Linked DNA regions of Homo sapiens: region 2 is linked to region 1. Evidence: chromatin loops called from intact Hi-C (ENCODE). Cell type or tissue: ovary. All regions are shown on one strand.

Region 1 (8,000 bases):
TCTATTACTTGTGCCATGAAAAAACTCTCCACATTTCCAAGATACTGTCATGTCGATGGGTGGATGTGCAGGGAAGGAGCTGATCAGAAGGACAGGCTTATTAGGAAGTGCTCAGTGCCAGCCATGTGGGGCTCTCTGGGGCCAGCTGGGTCATTCTCCGCATTTTACCAGTGATGGGCAGTAGAGTGGATTTGCTATATTTCAAGCACTCAGGTATCTTGAAGCTCAGGGGCAACGGTTCTGGACTATTTACTAGTGTTTGTCCTTCCTTCCTTCCTTCTTCCTTCTTCCTTCCTTCCTTCCTTCCTTCCTTCCCTTCCCTTCACTTCCCCTTCCTTCCCTTTCCTTCCTTCCTTCCTTCCCTCCTTCTTTCTTTCCTTCCTTCTCTTTTCTCTCTCTCTATTTACTAGTGTTTGTCCTTCCTCCCCTCTCTCTCTCTCCCCCCTCCCTCTACCTTTCAACATTATCTTACTATATCTCACCCAGGCTGGAGTGCAGTGATGTGATCACAGCTCACTGCAGCCTTCAACTCTTGGGCTCACAAGATTCTCCCACCTCAGCCTCCTGAGTAGCTGGGACTACAGATGTGCTCCACTGCGCCCAGCTAATTTTTTTTAAATTTTCTTCATAGAGGTGGCGTCTTGCTATATTGCCCAGGTTGGTCTTGAACTCCTACCTCCTCCACCTCTCAAAGTGCTGGGATTATGGGTACAAGAGCTAAATTCGATTAGGAGGCTTGGCCTTTGGTGGGCTCTTCTTTGGGGGTGGGGGTTGAGCAGGGGGACGGCTTAACTGTTTTCCTTGGTGAGGGGCACAGGCATCTTTCTAGAAGCTGTAGGGACTATATGTTTACCCTGTTAGATTACTGAATAGGTAATTTGGGTACAAATTTATCACAATGGTGTATAATAAAAATTCCAATCACATGTGGCTAGTTCCCACCAAGCATCTATTAAAAATGAAGAAATGTGCCCTCTCATTTCAAGCATTTGTTGAGTGCCTACTGTGTACAAGCACCATGCTAGTAAGAGAGCCTCCTATCGCTTCTGCTATGAAACCTGCAATCCAGCAGGAGAGAAGGAATACATTAGATTAATTATCGCACAGATCGTTAATTGAATTATGATAAATATTTTGAGGAAAGAGAGCACATAGCAGAGAGACTGACCTGGTCTCAGTGGTCAGGGCAGGCTCCTCTGAAGGAGGGGCCTAAAGCAGATGCAAGAAGGATGAGTAGGATGTGGCAGGTGACAGAGAGGCACACCGGGAGGGAGCGACGTTCTCCTAAGCACACCCTCCAACAGAGACCCCTGTTTGCAATGGTAGGGCCCCTTTTTAAGGGTACCATGTTGGCATGGTGATAATATACTGAAGAAACGCCAGGCGTGGTGGCTCATGCCTGTAATCCCAGCACTTTGGGAGGCTGAGGTGGGTGGATCACCTGAGGTCAGGAGTTCGAGGCTAGCCTGGCCAACATGGTAAAACCCCATCTCTACTAAAAATACAAAAAATTAGCTGGGCGTGGTGGCAGGTGCCTGTAATCCTGGTTACTCTGGAGGCTGAGGAATGAGGATCACTTGAACCTGGGAGACAGAGGTTGCAGGGAGCCAAGATCATGCCACTGCACTCCAGCCTGGGTGACAGAGTGAGACTCCATCTCAAAAAAAAAAAAAAATGCCAGGCACGGCGGCTCATGCCTGTAATCCCAGCACTTTGGGAGGCTGAGGCAGGTGGATCATGAGATCAGGAGATCAAGACCATCCTGGCTAACATGGTGAAACCCCGTCTCTACTAAAAATACAAAAAATTAACAGGGCGTAGTGGCGGACGCCTGTAGTCTCAGCTACTCAGGAGGCTGAGGCAGGAGAATGACGTGAACCCGGGAGGCGGAGCTTGCAGTGAGCCGATATCGCACCACTGCACTTCAGCCTGGGTGACAGAGTGAGACTCTGTCTCCCAAAAAAAAAAAAAAAATATATATATATATATGTATATATACATATGTGTGTGTATATATATATATATGTGTGTGTGTGTGTATATATATATATGTATATATATATATGAATGAAACATTAGCAAAAGATTGTGAAAACACCACGGCAGGATGTGTGGAGAAGGCTCACTCCCCAACACCCCAACCACAACACACTCCCCAACACCCCAACGCAGGTGCCTTCCCTCCTGGCCTTACCTCCTTGGGGCAGTGGGGGGACCATGACAGAGATGAGTTGTTCTTGGGAATAGATTGGAGACACTGAGACTGCATCAGAGTGTGAGTGGGCCCCTGAGTGGGAAGCTGAGCCTGGGATAGGGGCTGGGGTGGGAACTGGACACGTGGAGGTCACTTCCCTGGAGGTGTGAGCACAAGGTCACTGGGAAGAGACATGAGAGAGAGGACAGGTGAGCTCAGAACCTCAGGAAATTCTACATTTAGGAGGCATGAGAAGGGATTGTCAGGAGAAGGGGTAAGGGGGAAGTAGAGGAGAAGGACCCCAGAATCCAACGAGAAGGAGAATTGAGATGGCAAGGGCTTGAGGGGCATTGGGGGTGGAGAGGAGGAAGCACTGTGCAATAGAGGAGAGGGACCCCTGTTTTGCTGTGTGCCTGCTGACCCCTGAGTCTACTCATCTGCTTACCTGGCCCAGGCCTGGAGTAGCCCTGGGGAGCTCAGCTCCGGGATGTCTCTGGCCTGGGGCCATCATGAATGCTTCAGTCCCATCACAGCCATTCCTGCGCTTCTGACTAAGGGTGGGCTAGGCTTCAGAGAGCCCCTGCCAGGCTGTTGATGCCAGCAGGCTTCTGCCACTAGGATCTTCCTACTCCCTGCCTGTGGACAAACCAGAAAACAGCCTTTCAGTTGCCCCACTGCCGCCCTGCCCTCAGGATGCCCTCTTCCCCCTACACTGACCTCTGTATGCCCAGGAATTTTTAGGCAGCAGCTGGACCTGTTCTCCTTCTTCCTCTAAACCCCCCAGGGTTGAGCAGGGGAGGGGGGATACTCCTGGGGAAGCTGCTTTCCAGCATACTGTGTGGCGGTGACAAAGTCAGAGGTACCAGGTGCGGAAATACTGCAACTTTCTTTATGCTTCTGTAAATCAGATGAGTCTCTGTTTCAAACCCCTGTGTGCTCAGTGGTAGAGGCTCAATCTAATCCGTTCTGGGGAAACACAGTTAATTGGAGGTTCCTCAGTTGAGGTGAGGATTCCCCACCCCTCTTCTCCGTGGGATGGAGGGCGTGGCTTGTGCACAGGCACTAGGGCCAGCCAGGGGTCCTTCAGTGCTGCTGCCTATGACTTCCCACATCCATGACATGTCTGCCCCTGCCTGGCCCTCATCTTTTTTTTTTTTTTAATTTTACTTCAAGTTCTTGGATATATGTGCAGAATGTGCAGGTTACATAGGTATACATGTGCCATGGTGGTTTGCTGTACCTATCAACCTGTCATCTAGGTTTTAAGCCCCACATGCATTAGGTATTTGTCCTAATGCTCTCCCTCCCCTTGTCCCCCAACCCCTGACAGGCCTCAGTGTGTGTTGCTTCTCTCCCTGTGTCCATGTGTTCTCATTATTCAGCTCCCACTTATGAGTGAGAACATGCAGTGTTTGGTTTTCTGTTCCTGTGTTAGTTTGCTGAGAATTATGGTTTCCAGCTTCATGCATGTCCCTGCAAAGGACATGAACTCATTCTTTTTTATGGCTGCATAGTATTCCATGGTGTATATGTGCCACATTTTCTTTATCCAGTCTATCACTGATGGGCATTTGGGTTGGTTCCAAGTCTTTGCTATTGTAAATAGTGCTGCAATAAATATACAAGATGAGCCTGGCCCGCATCTTGAAGCCTGGCGCCCCAGCTCCATATGCTTTCTCTCCCATCCAATTGCACCTTCTTCCCAGGTGTAGGGGAAAGGTTGGTTGTTTTCCTGGACAGCTCTGGAGCATGGGGTAACTGAGAGGGGCTGATTCAGACCTACCTGTTCCCCACGTGATCAAACATGTCCTTTCCCTCCCAGCCTAGTGGTGCAGGGAGTTCCGCAGGATGTTAGATATGGTCTGGCTGTGTCCCCACCCAAATCTCAACTTGAATTTTAGCTCCCATAATTCCCAAGTGTTGTGGGAGGGACCCAGTGGGAGATAATTGAATCATGGAGGTGGTTTCCCTTATACTGTTCTCGTGATAGTGGATAAGTCTCACAAGATCTGATGGCTTTACAAAGGGGAATTTCCCTGCACAATCTCTTTCTTGCCTGCCACCATGTAAGACATACCTTTTTGCCTTCTGCCATGATTGTGAGGCCTCCCCAGCCACATGAAACTGTGAGTCTATAAACCTCTTTTTCTTTATAAATTATGCAGTCTCGGGTATGTCATTATCAGCAGCATGAAAATGAACTAATATAATGTTGGATCCTGCTAAGTTGGGGGATGGGACCCAGGTGTCCTCAGACAGCCCTACCAGCCTCACACTTTGTACTGTTCTCCCCTTTGATCAATCAGTATTGATTGAGTGATGGGAGCACCTGGGTTGTATGTGACTCCTAATGTTTTCCCACCCGCTTCTCAACTTTTGAAAGATGGCTGGGTGTGGTGGCTCACACCTGTAATCCTAGCATTTCGGGAGGCCAAGGTGGGAGGATTCTTTGAGGCCAGGAGTTTGAGGCCAACCCCGGGCAACATAGTGAGACCTCATCTTTATAAAAAATAAAAAAATGAGCTGAGTGTGGTGGCGTGTGCCTGTAGTCCCAGAGGCTGAGGCGGGAGGTTCGCTTGAGCCTGGGAGGCTGAGGCTGCAGTGAGCCATGATTGCACCACTGCAATCCAGTCTGGGCAAGACAGTGAGACTCTGTTGAAAAAAAAAAAAAAAGGAAGAAAGACAAAAGTAAAAAACTTGATGCCTTTGTGCTCTTGTTTGTAACTTCTCTACAGCAGCGGATGCCATGCCTGGAGCTACCTGCGCAGTGAAAGGCGGTTGGGCTTTGGGGGAGCACAGAGGTCCGGACCTGCTGTTTTCCTTCATGGGCTTTGCAGCCCCTGACCCTCGCCTCCCCTGTGGTCCTTGGACCTTGGAATCGCATGCCTCCATGCAACAGCTATGACTCCCTGAGGCGGGATTGCAAAAACAGTTCATGTTTAGGCGACAGCATGCATCAACGTGGGAAGAATTGTCCCTCCATGTCACTGGTTCCGGAAATGTAAGTAAAAATAAACATAAAGTGGTGGCTCACGCCTGTAATCCCAGAACTTTGGGAGGCCGAGACAGGCGGATCACGAGGTCAGGAGATCGAGACCATCCTGGCCAACATGGTGAACCCATGTCTCTACTAAAAATACAAAAATTAGCTGGGCGTGTTGGCACATGCCTGTAATCCCAGCTGCTCGGGAGGCTGAGGCAGGAGAAATGCATGAACCAGGGAGTTGGAGGTTGCAGTGAGCCAAGATCGTGCCACTGCACTCCAGCCTGGCGACAGAGTGAGACTCCATCTCAAAAAATAAAATAAAATAAATAAAATAAAATATAAACATAAAGCAGAAGGGTCCACAAAGAATGTCCTTTCCCTACCTACCTGGAGGGAATGAACCTTCTGGGGCCACCAGGTGTTCTCAGTGACCTCAGCGGACCTAAGGAAGGCCAGAATATAGAGGCCTGTGTCAGAAATGTGTGGTCTGAGATGGCTGATTGGTCACGTGTTGAAGAAGAGACTGGTGGTCATGGTGGTCTTGGGCTTAGTTATTGTATATGGCCATCAAGATTCAGGATGCAGAGTCTGAAGGATGCCATGAGATTGCTTGATGAAAAGGAGGCAGGATTTTGCTAGACCTACTGTGTGCTAGGCACTGCAGATAGAGATCATTACCACATCCCTCCCATCCTCAAATTGCTCATAGACAGTGGTGGAGATGGACTCTAAGCAGATGATTACATGACAGAGTCTAGCCCAAAGTCTGGTACCTCACCTGGATGGGTGAATGGCCAGATAGGGGGATTGAGAGAAATCTGAACATGGCAGAGAAGTAGACACAAACGAGAGAGGAATTCACTCCACTGGGGCTAGGATGGTGGAGAGCTTCAGTGAACATGGCACTGGGGATGCCAAGACTTGAAGTCTAGTCCTGAAGCTGTGCTCCCACTGTAGCCCCTGCAAGCTACCCCTGCTTTCTGGGTCTTATTTTCTCCATGTCTACTAGACTGATGATTGACCAGATCAGAGGCTGTGAACTCAGATACCTTCAGGGGCCAGGATGTTAGAATACCTGTGTGCTGTGGGCTGGGAGTGGCCCCCCGAGGCTGGAGTGTGTGTGTTTGTTAAATGGGGCATCTGCGATGCTGCCTGGACATTTCTGCTGTGTGGCAATATGGGTCCATTTTGGCTACATCTTTCAAGTTCCCAAAGGAGCTGGGAATCTGAACATTTGTGGGAAATTTCTGATTTCTAAGTGGCAAATATTTCCATTAAAGAGGAAAAACAACACTGTATGGGGCAAAAATTCTGTGGGTTCAATTTGGCCCTTGTTCCTCTAGGGACTGGGTGCTCTCAGAGGGTTTTCCCCACTTGGATAGCCAGGGAATCATTGTTAAGTCAAGATTCTCTGTGGCACAGAAATTCTGCCATTGAGGTCACGGAGCACTGTGAGGCACCCACAGATGCCTTAGTCTGGTGGGCATGTGTGGCCACCATGTCTTCCAGAGAACCCAAGGACCATCTGTAGAATCTGCATCCAGTCCTGATACCCTCCTTCCCTCATATTGTGATCTTACCCTAAAGCCTTGCTCATTAATTCAACATTTAAAATGTTAAAAAATAGATTTAGAGGCCTGGCGCGGCGGCTCATGCCTGTAATCCCAGCACTTTGGGAGGCTGAGGCGGGCGGATCATGAGGTCAGGGGATCGAGACCATCCTGGCTAACACGGTGAAACCCCATCTCTACTAAAAATACAAAAAATTAGCAGGGCGTGGTGGCGGGTGCCTGTAGTCCCAGCTACTCAGGAGGCTGAGGCAGGAGAATGGCGTGAACCTGGGAGGCGGAGCTTGCAGTGAGCCGAGATCGTGCCACTGGACTCCAGCCTGGGTGACAGAGCGAGACTCCATCTCAAAAAAAAAACAACAAAAAAACAAAAAAACAAAAAACAAAAAACAAAAAACAAGAAAACGAAACAAAGATTTAGATTTAGAAGGTGCAGTTACGTTGCAGGGATATATTGCCTAGTGGTGAAGTCTGGGCTGTTAGTGTAACCATCACCTGAATTGTGAACATTTGTATCTAGCAGGTAATTTCTCATCCCTCACCGCCTCCCACCTTCCCACCCTCTTACCTTTCCTAGTCTCCAGTGTCTAATAATAATATTTATTCGTTATTAAAAGACATTATCCAATGCTGTAATATTTATTTAAGCTTCTAGGCGACAGATTTGTTAAAAGCACAACTACTTTTAAGAATTTTCTATGAACCCTCATAGACACTGATTCCCAAACCAGGAAAAAGAGATCCCATGGTTACAATGCACAGTCCTCCTTTGGCTGAGAAAACAAGGTGATCTCAAGGTCATGGAGCACTTCAAAGCTGGGAGGCTGCCCACCTGGCTTTGGGAATAGCGCAGCCCCTCACCTGGAGCCCAGTAGGCAAAGCTGCAGACCGGGACTTCCGTCTTTGAGCATGTACGCTCTGCTTGTTGGGCTCTAAAACACTTTCCTCCCAGCAGGGCCAAGTCTTTGCAGAGGAGTGAGGTGGAAGCCTGGAGCAGCCCACGACTCCGATGTGCACCTGGCCAAGCAACCCCTCTTGAGTGGCCACTTCCCGGGCTGCAATAATTCATCACGGGCGGGTTCACAAATGTACTTAAGAAAGAAGGGATGATCTATTTTGTACATGCTCCTTAAAGGGATTCCATTTTAACTCCAATTGTAATTTTTACCTTTTTCAGGGGAATTTATTGACACAGCGCCTAGCTCAGCCCTAGTTTTCGGCACCATTCTTTTGTGTGCAAGCGCACTCACCA
Region 2 (8,000 bases), 57 kb after region 1:
CCTCATGGGTTATCTTATAACCTATTTAGCCCCTATCTCATGGGCTATCTCATAACCTTATTAGACTCTGTCTCTTGGGCTATCTCACAATTGTCTTGGCCCCTACCTCATGGGCTATCTCATAACCTATTTAGCCCCTATCTCATGGGCTATCTCATAACCTTATTGGTTCCTACCTCATGGGGTATCTCATAACCTATTTAGCCCTTATCTCATGGGCTATCTCATAACCTTATTAGACCCTGTCTCATGGGCTGTCTCACAACTTTCTTGGCCCCTACCTCATGGGTTAGCTTATAACCTTATTGGTTCCTATCTCATGGGATATCTTATAATCTATTTAGACCCTATCTCATGGGCTATCTCATATCCTTATTAGTCCCTACCCCATGGGCTGTCTCTTAACCTTATTGGTCTCTACCTTATGGGCTGTCTCAGAACCTATTTAGCCCCTATCTCATGGGCTATCTCATAACCTTATTAGACCCTATCTCATGGGCTGTCTCCCGACTTTCTTGGCCCCTACCTCATGGGTTAGCTCATAACCTTATTGGTTCCTATCTCATGAGCTATCTCATAACCTATTTAGCCCCTATCTCATGGGATACCTCATAAGCTTATTAGCCCCATACCTCATGGGATATCTCATAATGACCTTTGTTTTTCATTCATAGTTTAAAAAAAATCTTCTGGATGCCGACCATGTGCCGGGCACCCTGTGTTCACCAGGCAGATATTGGTTTGCAAGACAGATAAAGTTCCTGCCCACCAGCTGCTGACAATCTAGCTCAAGAGACAGATAGGAAAAATAAGTGCACGAGACCTTACTATGTTATATGAAGAAAATACATGGGGTAAATAGTGTCAGCGGGTGGGGGAGGAAAGGGAGGGTGGGAATTCACAGTTGGTTGGGGTGGGTCCCTGCAGAGGAGCCGAGAACGCACATATGAGAACAAGCAGCCTTTCTGAGGGAGGCAGAGAGCAGCAAGTGAAAAGGCCTTGGGCTGTGATCCACAGGCAGCTGAAGCCTGTGGCCGTCAGCCCACGAGAGCAGTGCAGGAGCACAGTGGAAGTGGGCAGCGTGCAGCCACAGTCTGGAGTCAGCGCTGTTTCCTTGTGTGCAATGTCTGGGTTCTGCAGTGGAAGCTTCATGAGGTCACACACCTACTACACCCACTACTGTGCACCAGCTCCTAGCAAGTGCCTCCCCGGAGGTGCTGAGTAGATGTTCATGAACACTGAATGGATATTATTTTTATGAATGAGATTAGTTTGATCTCCATCCCCTTTCTGTCTTTACGTTAACCATGATCTGACTGAGCCCTTTTGTTTTCCAGCCATGCCAAAGAGAGACTCGAGCTCAGCTCTGGCTGAATGACTGCAAATTGTGATTTGGAATAGTCTGCAATTTCATCCATGAGTCACTGATGTGCCTCTACTTCTCCAAGGGGATTGCTGGCTCTACAAAAAAAATTTCCCCTTTCATTTCCACCAAGTCCTCAGAATCTTCTAGAAGTTCAATAACAATTCCTACCTAAAGCCTGAATGCTATTCCTGAGTCAACAGCTGTGTTTGCCTTTTCCCCCCAGTTGTCCTGGCTGCTGGCAGCCATGGTAAGGGAAACTTTACACGGTTCCACTTCTGTGTAGCTGACGAGGATGCTGTGGGGTTTATGTGAGGGGATGTCTAGACAGGTCCATCTTTTCTGCATTTGGTGTGGAATCTTTGTTAGGCACAGGGGACCCTGGTGAAGCTTGAATCCAAAACAGCTTCAGCAGACTCGACCCTTGCCAGGGAAGTCTGTGTCGTAATGAGATCTTCATGTTGACGGGATCTTTATTATCCCTGGGCCAACCTGTTTTTTTTCCACATGAAATTAATTTATTGGCTGTTCTGCTTAGACGTCATTTGGCTCCCACTGCTGCTTGTAAAGCCTGGCCTCTTTTGGAAAAGGCTTATTACTTTTAAGATCCAGTCTGTTGTGATTCTTCTGTGTCATTTAACTCAGTGGAGTCCCTTGGCTTCCTTGGGGGCAAAGGATGCCCTTGGGGCATGTGTGCTCTTGTGTACCTGTGTGCACACATGCCTGCTGAACAAGGCTGCACAGGTGTGAATTGCAACTGGAGAAACACCGGGAGGCTGTGGTGGGCCGGTGGCATAATGCTGACACATGGGTGAAGAAAAAAAAATGACCAGGCTCAGTGGCTTAAGCCTGTAATCCCAGCACTTTGGGAGGCCAAGGCGGGCGGATCACCTGAGGTCAGGAGTTTGAGACCAGGCTGGCCAACGTGGTAAAAACCTGTCTCTACTAAAAGTACAAAAATTAGCAGGGCGAGGTGGCGGGTGCCTGTAATTCCAACTACTTAGGAGGCTGAGGCAGGAGAATCGCTTGAACCTGGGAGGCGGGGGTTGCAGTGAGCCGAGATTGCACGATTGCACTCCAACCTGGGCAACAAGAGCAGAACTCTGTCTCAAATAAAAAAAAAATTGGAAAAGTATACCTTGGGCTCTCTCTGCAGTCATAATTACTTGGACCCAAGCAGTAGCTCAGCATATAGTTTAGAGGGTGTGCTCAGAGTTGGAATGCCTGGATTTGAATCCTACATACCCTCCATGTGATCCTGGACATGTAACACAATCTCTCTGTGCCTCTATTTTCTCACTTGCAGAATGAGGGTAATGAAAGTCCCTTATGGACTTGTGGGTGGATTAGATGTGTCATTATATATCCAGGGTTTGCAAAGAGCACATGGTAGACACACCATCAGTGTCAGCTGACGGGGTCATTGCGTCCTCTCCTTGATGTTTTTCTTTCTGATGGGCTATTCACAGCATTTGGTAAAAAGGCCTTCCCTACGCCTCTTGTACTCGTTGATCTAAGTAGGCTAGATGTTGGATATTTATTTATGTTCCATCTGGCTCCCAAATGAGTCACCACAGGATTCTCGGGGGCTGTGCCGACCAGACCCTTGCAGTTTCCCGTCAGCATGTGTGGTCTGTCCTCTTACACGGCTGCCCACTGGCCTCTCCCTATTTCGGAATCAGCCTTGTGTGTGCATGCATGTACTCCCGCCTCCCCCACGTCCACAGCCCTGGATCCTACCCACTCCTCAGGACCCAATTTAAACCCTGCCTCCTCCATGAAAGCCCCAAGCTCCAGCTGGGATTTTTCTCTGCTCCTACTTTGCTCTGGAGTTGTCCCTGGAAGGCAGAACTTGGTGGGGGTCTCAGCCTAGATTCGCCTAGGCTGCCAGCAGAGACTTCTCCCAGGTGCTTGACCTGTGTCTCTTAAATGGAACAGTCAGGGTCTGCTTGTCACGTTTGCTGAAAAAGGGCACATCCATTTTGAGAAGAAGTTTCTTGCCACCAGTTTTTAAAAACGCCCTTTTAATACATTAATTCACTTAAAAAATTCAATGTGGTAAAAGTCTGTCTGTTTGGTATACCGTTCTATGAGCTTAGACAAAAGCAAATGGCCCCACAATCACCACCACAATTAAGATACTGAACAGGGCTGGGGGCAGTGGCTCACACCTGTAATCCCAGCACTTTTGGAGGCTGAGGCGGGTGGATCATCTGAGGTCAGGAGTTCGAGACCAGCCTGCCCAACATGGTGAAACCCCGTCTCTACTAAAAATACAAAAAATTAGCCAGGCATTGTGGCAGGTGCCTGTAATCCCAGCTACTTGGGAGGCTGAGGCAGGAGAATCGCTTGAACTCGGGAGGTGGAAGTTGTAGTGAGCCAAGATCATGCCATTGCACTCCAGCCTGGGCAACAAGAGTGAAACTCGGTCTCAAAAACCAAACCTAACCAAACCAAACCAAAACAAACAAACAAACAAACAAAAAAATCTGGCAACTGCGGATGCTTTCTTTCTCCCTTCATTCCTTCCTCCTTCCTTCCTTCCCTCCCCCCTTCCTTCCCTCCCTCCTCCCTTCCTTCCTTCCCTCCCTCCCCCGCTCTCCTTTCCTTCCTTTCTTTTCTCTTTCTTTCTTTCTTTCTTTCTTTCTTTCTTTCTTTCTTTCTTTCTTTCTTTCTTTCTTCCTTTCTTTCTGTCTCTCTCTCTCTCCTTCCTTACTTCGTTTTTTTTCTTTTTTTTTTTTTTTGAGATGAAGTCTTACTCTGTCACCCAGGCTGGAGTGCAATGTCACGATCTCGGCTCACTGCAACCTCTGCCTCCTAGGTTCAAGCGATTCTCCTGACCCAGCCTCCCAAGTAGCTGGGATTACAGGTGCGCACCACCACGCTCAGCTAATTTTTGTATTTTCAGTAGAGATGGGGTTTCACCATGTTGGTCAGGCTGATCTCGAACTCCTGACCTTGTGATCCACCTGCCTAGGCCTCCCAAAGTGCTGGGATTACAGGCATAAGCCACCATACCTGGCTTCTGTCTTTCTTTCTGTCTTTCTTTCTCTCTCTCTCCCTCTCTCTCTCTCTCTTTCTCTCTTTCTCTCCTTCTTTCTTTCTTTCTTCTTTCTTTCTTTTCTTTTTTTTTTCTTTCTTTCTTTCCCCTCTCTCCCTCCCTTCCTCCTTCCCTCCCTTCCTCCTTCCTTCCTTCCTCCTCCTTTTCTTTTCCCTTTCTTTCTTTCTTTTTCTTTCTCTCCTTCCTTCCCTACTCCCTCCCTCCCTCCCCCTTCCTCCCTCCCTCCCTTCCTTCCTTCCTTCCTTCTTTCCTTCCTTCCTTCCTTCCCTTCCTCCCTCTCTCCTTTCCTTTCCTTTCCTTTTTCTTTTGAGCCAGGGTCCTGTTCTGTTGCCCAGGCTGGAGTGCAGTGACATGATCATGGCTCACTGTAACCACTGTAACCTTGAACTCTCGGGCCCAAGCGATTCTCCTGCCTCAGTCTCCAAAGAAGCCAGAACTACAGCTGCATGCCACCACGGCCAACTAATTAAATTTTTTTTTTTTTTTTTGTAGAGATGAAGTCTTGTTTTGTTGCCCAGGCTGCTCTCTAACTCCCGGCCTAAAACAATCCTCCTGCCTCAGCCTCCCAAAGTGCTGGGATTACAAGCATGAGCCTCCATGCTTGGCCTTGAAGTGCCTTCTAATCTTACAGTTTTAGCCTTTCTGAGAATGTCACAGAAACGGAATCATACAGTATGTATTCTTTTGTGTCTGACTCTTTCATTGGCATGACACATTTCAGATGCATGCATGGTGTTATGTATATCAGTAGCTCATTCCTTTTTATGGCTGAGCAGTATTCCATTATATGAATGCTTTACAGTTTGTTTTTTTGTTCACTAGTTCAATGACATTTAGGTTGTTTGTACTTTTTGGGTGATTATGAGTAAATACACTACAAACATTTGGATTCTGGTTTCTGTGAGAACATACATTTTCATTTCTCTAGGGCTATCTTTTTTTTTTTTTTTTTTTTGAGACAAGGTATCGCTCTGTCTCCCAGGCTGGAGCGCAGTGGCACAATCTCAGGTCACTGCCGCCCGGCCTCCCTGGCTCAATCCTCCCATCTCAGCCTCCTGAGTAGCTGGGACTACAGGGGTGTACCACCACGCCCTGCTGGGGGTTATAATTTGTAAAAAACTGCCAAACTGTTGCCCCAAATGGTTGTACTAATTTTGAACCAATGATGTATGAGATTTCCAGAGGCTTCCCACATTTAGCAGCACTTGGTATTGTCACTTGAACAAATTTTTTAAGCTCATCTAACAACTGTGTAGTGGATCTCATCGTGGTTTTAATTTGCATTTTCCTAATGACTAATGACATTGAACACCTTTTAAATGTACTTATTTGCTATTTCTCTATCTTCTTTGGTTAAGTGTCTTTAAAAAGTTTCGCCTGTTTTTATAGGGTTGTTTGTTTTCTTATTATTGAGTTTTGGGAGTTCTTTATGGAATCTGGATTCAAGTCCTTTGTCAAACATGGCTCTGCAAATACTTTCTTCCCGTTTGTGGCTTGTCTTTTAACAGTGTCTTTTGCAGAGCAGAAGTTTTTAATTTTGATGGAGCCCAATTTATCATTCCTTTTTTTTATGGATTGCGCATTTGGTGTCATTTCACCAGCTTTTAATTTTATTTTAATTCTCCTCAGCCTGTGAGCAGCACTAGGGTGTGGTTTCCAGGCAGTTGCTGCGTGGAACCGCTCTTCCCCACTTCCTGCCTGGCCCCTCCATAGCACCCTCCTGGCTATTTCGGTCACCAGCTGGAACCTCTGTAAAGAGGGGCACTGGCACACAGATGTTGCCCCTCTAAAGCCTCTGGTGAAAGGTGTCATGAACAGGACAGCCACTGAGAATGTCTCCCACGCACCCTGCTCTCTGCTTGCCTGCCTCGGCCCCCACTTTCTCAAGATGGAGGTGTTTTCATTCCAGAAACACTGTTGCTTTCATGGCCCTTTGGCTGGGGCCAATACAGTTCACGCCACGGGTTTCTCTAACTTTGAAGATCTGGAAACAAGGCTGAGGCACTGCCTTTTACCATCCATAAGGGCTTTGGACTTAATGCAGAAAGTCCAGGAAGTAGCGGCTTCCCTGAACCTGCAACATCTTTTTTCTCTTGAATCCCAGGACATTGAGTGACCCTCTGCTCATCTTTGCATTGCCTGGATAAGAAGGTGGGTCCCAGCTGCCTTATAGTCTATACACCCAGAAATGGGATTGTAAATGTCCAGCCTAATGGACCTGTCATTTGACCTTTGCTTTGACTGGGCTCCGCTGCACTGGCCCCAAGGAAAGACAAGGTACCTGGGCATGGGTAGGGTCTTTCCATCTTTGCTGTAATGGAGCAGAGATGGAATAAGTGACATCTAAAGTTCTCATTTTTTTTGGCCAGGTTGCTCTCTAACTCCTGGCCTAAAGCCATCCTCCTGCCTCAGCCTCCCAAAGGGCTGAGATTACAAGTGTGAGCCAGCGCTTTAATTTATGTTTCATCTTGGGAGCCAGATGGAACATAAATAAATATCCAACATCTAGCATCCTTGCATCAGTGCTTAGGGAACCTGGCATTAACTGGGGAGCTCTAGGGCCTGGAGGCTGGGCTGTGGAATGTGTCTGCCATGCCTAAGTGGAGTGGCCATTGCCACTGGTGTGGCTGCTACTGTGACAATACTGTTAAAATATCAGCCATTCCTCCAAGACTTAACATGAGTCAGAGCTCTGCAGCTACAGTTGAGGCCTTGCCTAAGTGGCCAGAACCAGAATTCAGAATCTCACCCCAGTTGTACATACACAAAGAAATTTCTTCCTTTGTGTGGTCTTGTCCCCCTCCCAGGACCATCTCATATTATTCCTGGGGAGAAGGGTTTGCTTCAGACCTCAGAGCACTCTTACCTCACTTGGAGGCATTTTCCCCCCGTCCAAGTCTCCAAGACAATACTACAACTTGTAGTGGTTGGTGACCTTCTGCTGCAGTAATTCCCTCCTTTGGGCATTGAAATTGATTTTCTTCCTTGTGGCATGTAAAGATTCAAAGCGTGCCCCTTGCTCCGGGTCCCAGGAGAGTTCCCACATCAGCAGCTGAGTCGGGGACAAGGCCGGTCCTGGCCACCAGTGTGGGAGGGGGAGGAGGGGGTTCCTGTGCATCCGCCAGCCCCAGTCGTACCTGGGTGCCCCAGGGTGGGAACTGGGCATGGATACTGGGGGTTCCGGCTGGGGCACTCTTTGCAGCCGCTTCGTTGCCAAACTGGATTTTGACAAAGGAAAATCAGTGGACACTCATCTTTCAGTGGTTCTTTCCTAGAAATTCTGTATTTGTGTCAGTCCTCAGAGACCGCCCTGTGGCCTCCCCTGACCCTGGGCTCCCCTGTGAGTGAGGAGAGTGACTGGAAGCATGCGAGTTCTGCCTCTATCCTATCCCCTGTAGCTCCTCTCAGTCTCTGTTCCCCACAGGCAGCTTGGTTAGGAGCCCCCTGTATCCAGCACCAGTGTCCTTCCAGAAACCCATCTGTGCTGCCTGCCAGCGCCTGCCCCCTGCCTGTTGTGGCAGTCTGGTCTCCTGCTTTTCCTGTCCCCCTCCTCGAAGGACTTCCCCCAGGACTGGC

The links. Peaks named below come from ENCODE experiments on the same cell type or tissue, not always from the same donor. Only the 100,000 strongest peaks of a DNase experiment are listed, where the experiment ranks them.
Region 2: a loop joins it to region 1, with 1.9 times the contacts of the local background. A loop is called at or near these places in 1 of 110 quality-filtered maps.

Annotation. Positions count from the first base shown.
Region 1 is chr19:32,181,434-32,189,433 of GRCh38, reverse strand. No RefSeq gene overlaps it. Among named protein-coding and RNA genes, the nearest start is that of LINC01782, 80 kb to the right of the region's middle. In ovary, no CTCF peak of the experiment used is centred here; no DNase peak of the experiment used is centred here.
Region 2 is chr19:32,124,327-32,132,326 of GRCh38, reverse strand. No RefSeq gene overlaps it. Among named protein-coding and RNA genes, the nearest start is that of LINC01782, 22 kb to the right of the region's middle. RefSeq lists an enhancer at 7,146-8,000. In ovary, no CTCF peak of the experiment used is centred here; DNase peaks (open chromatin) are centred at 1,044 and 3,018.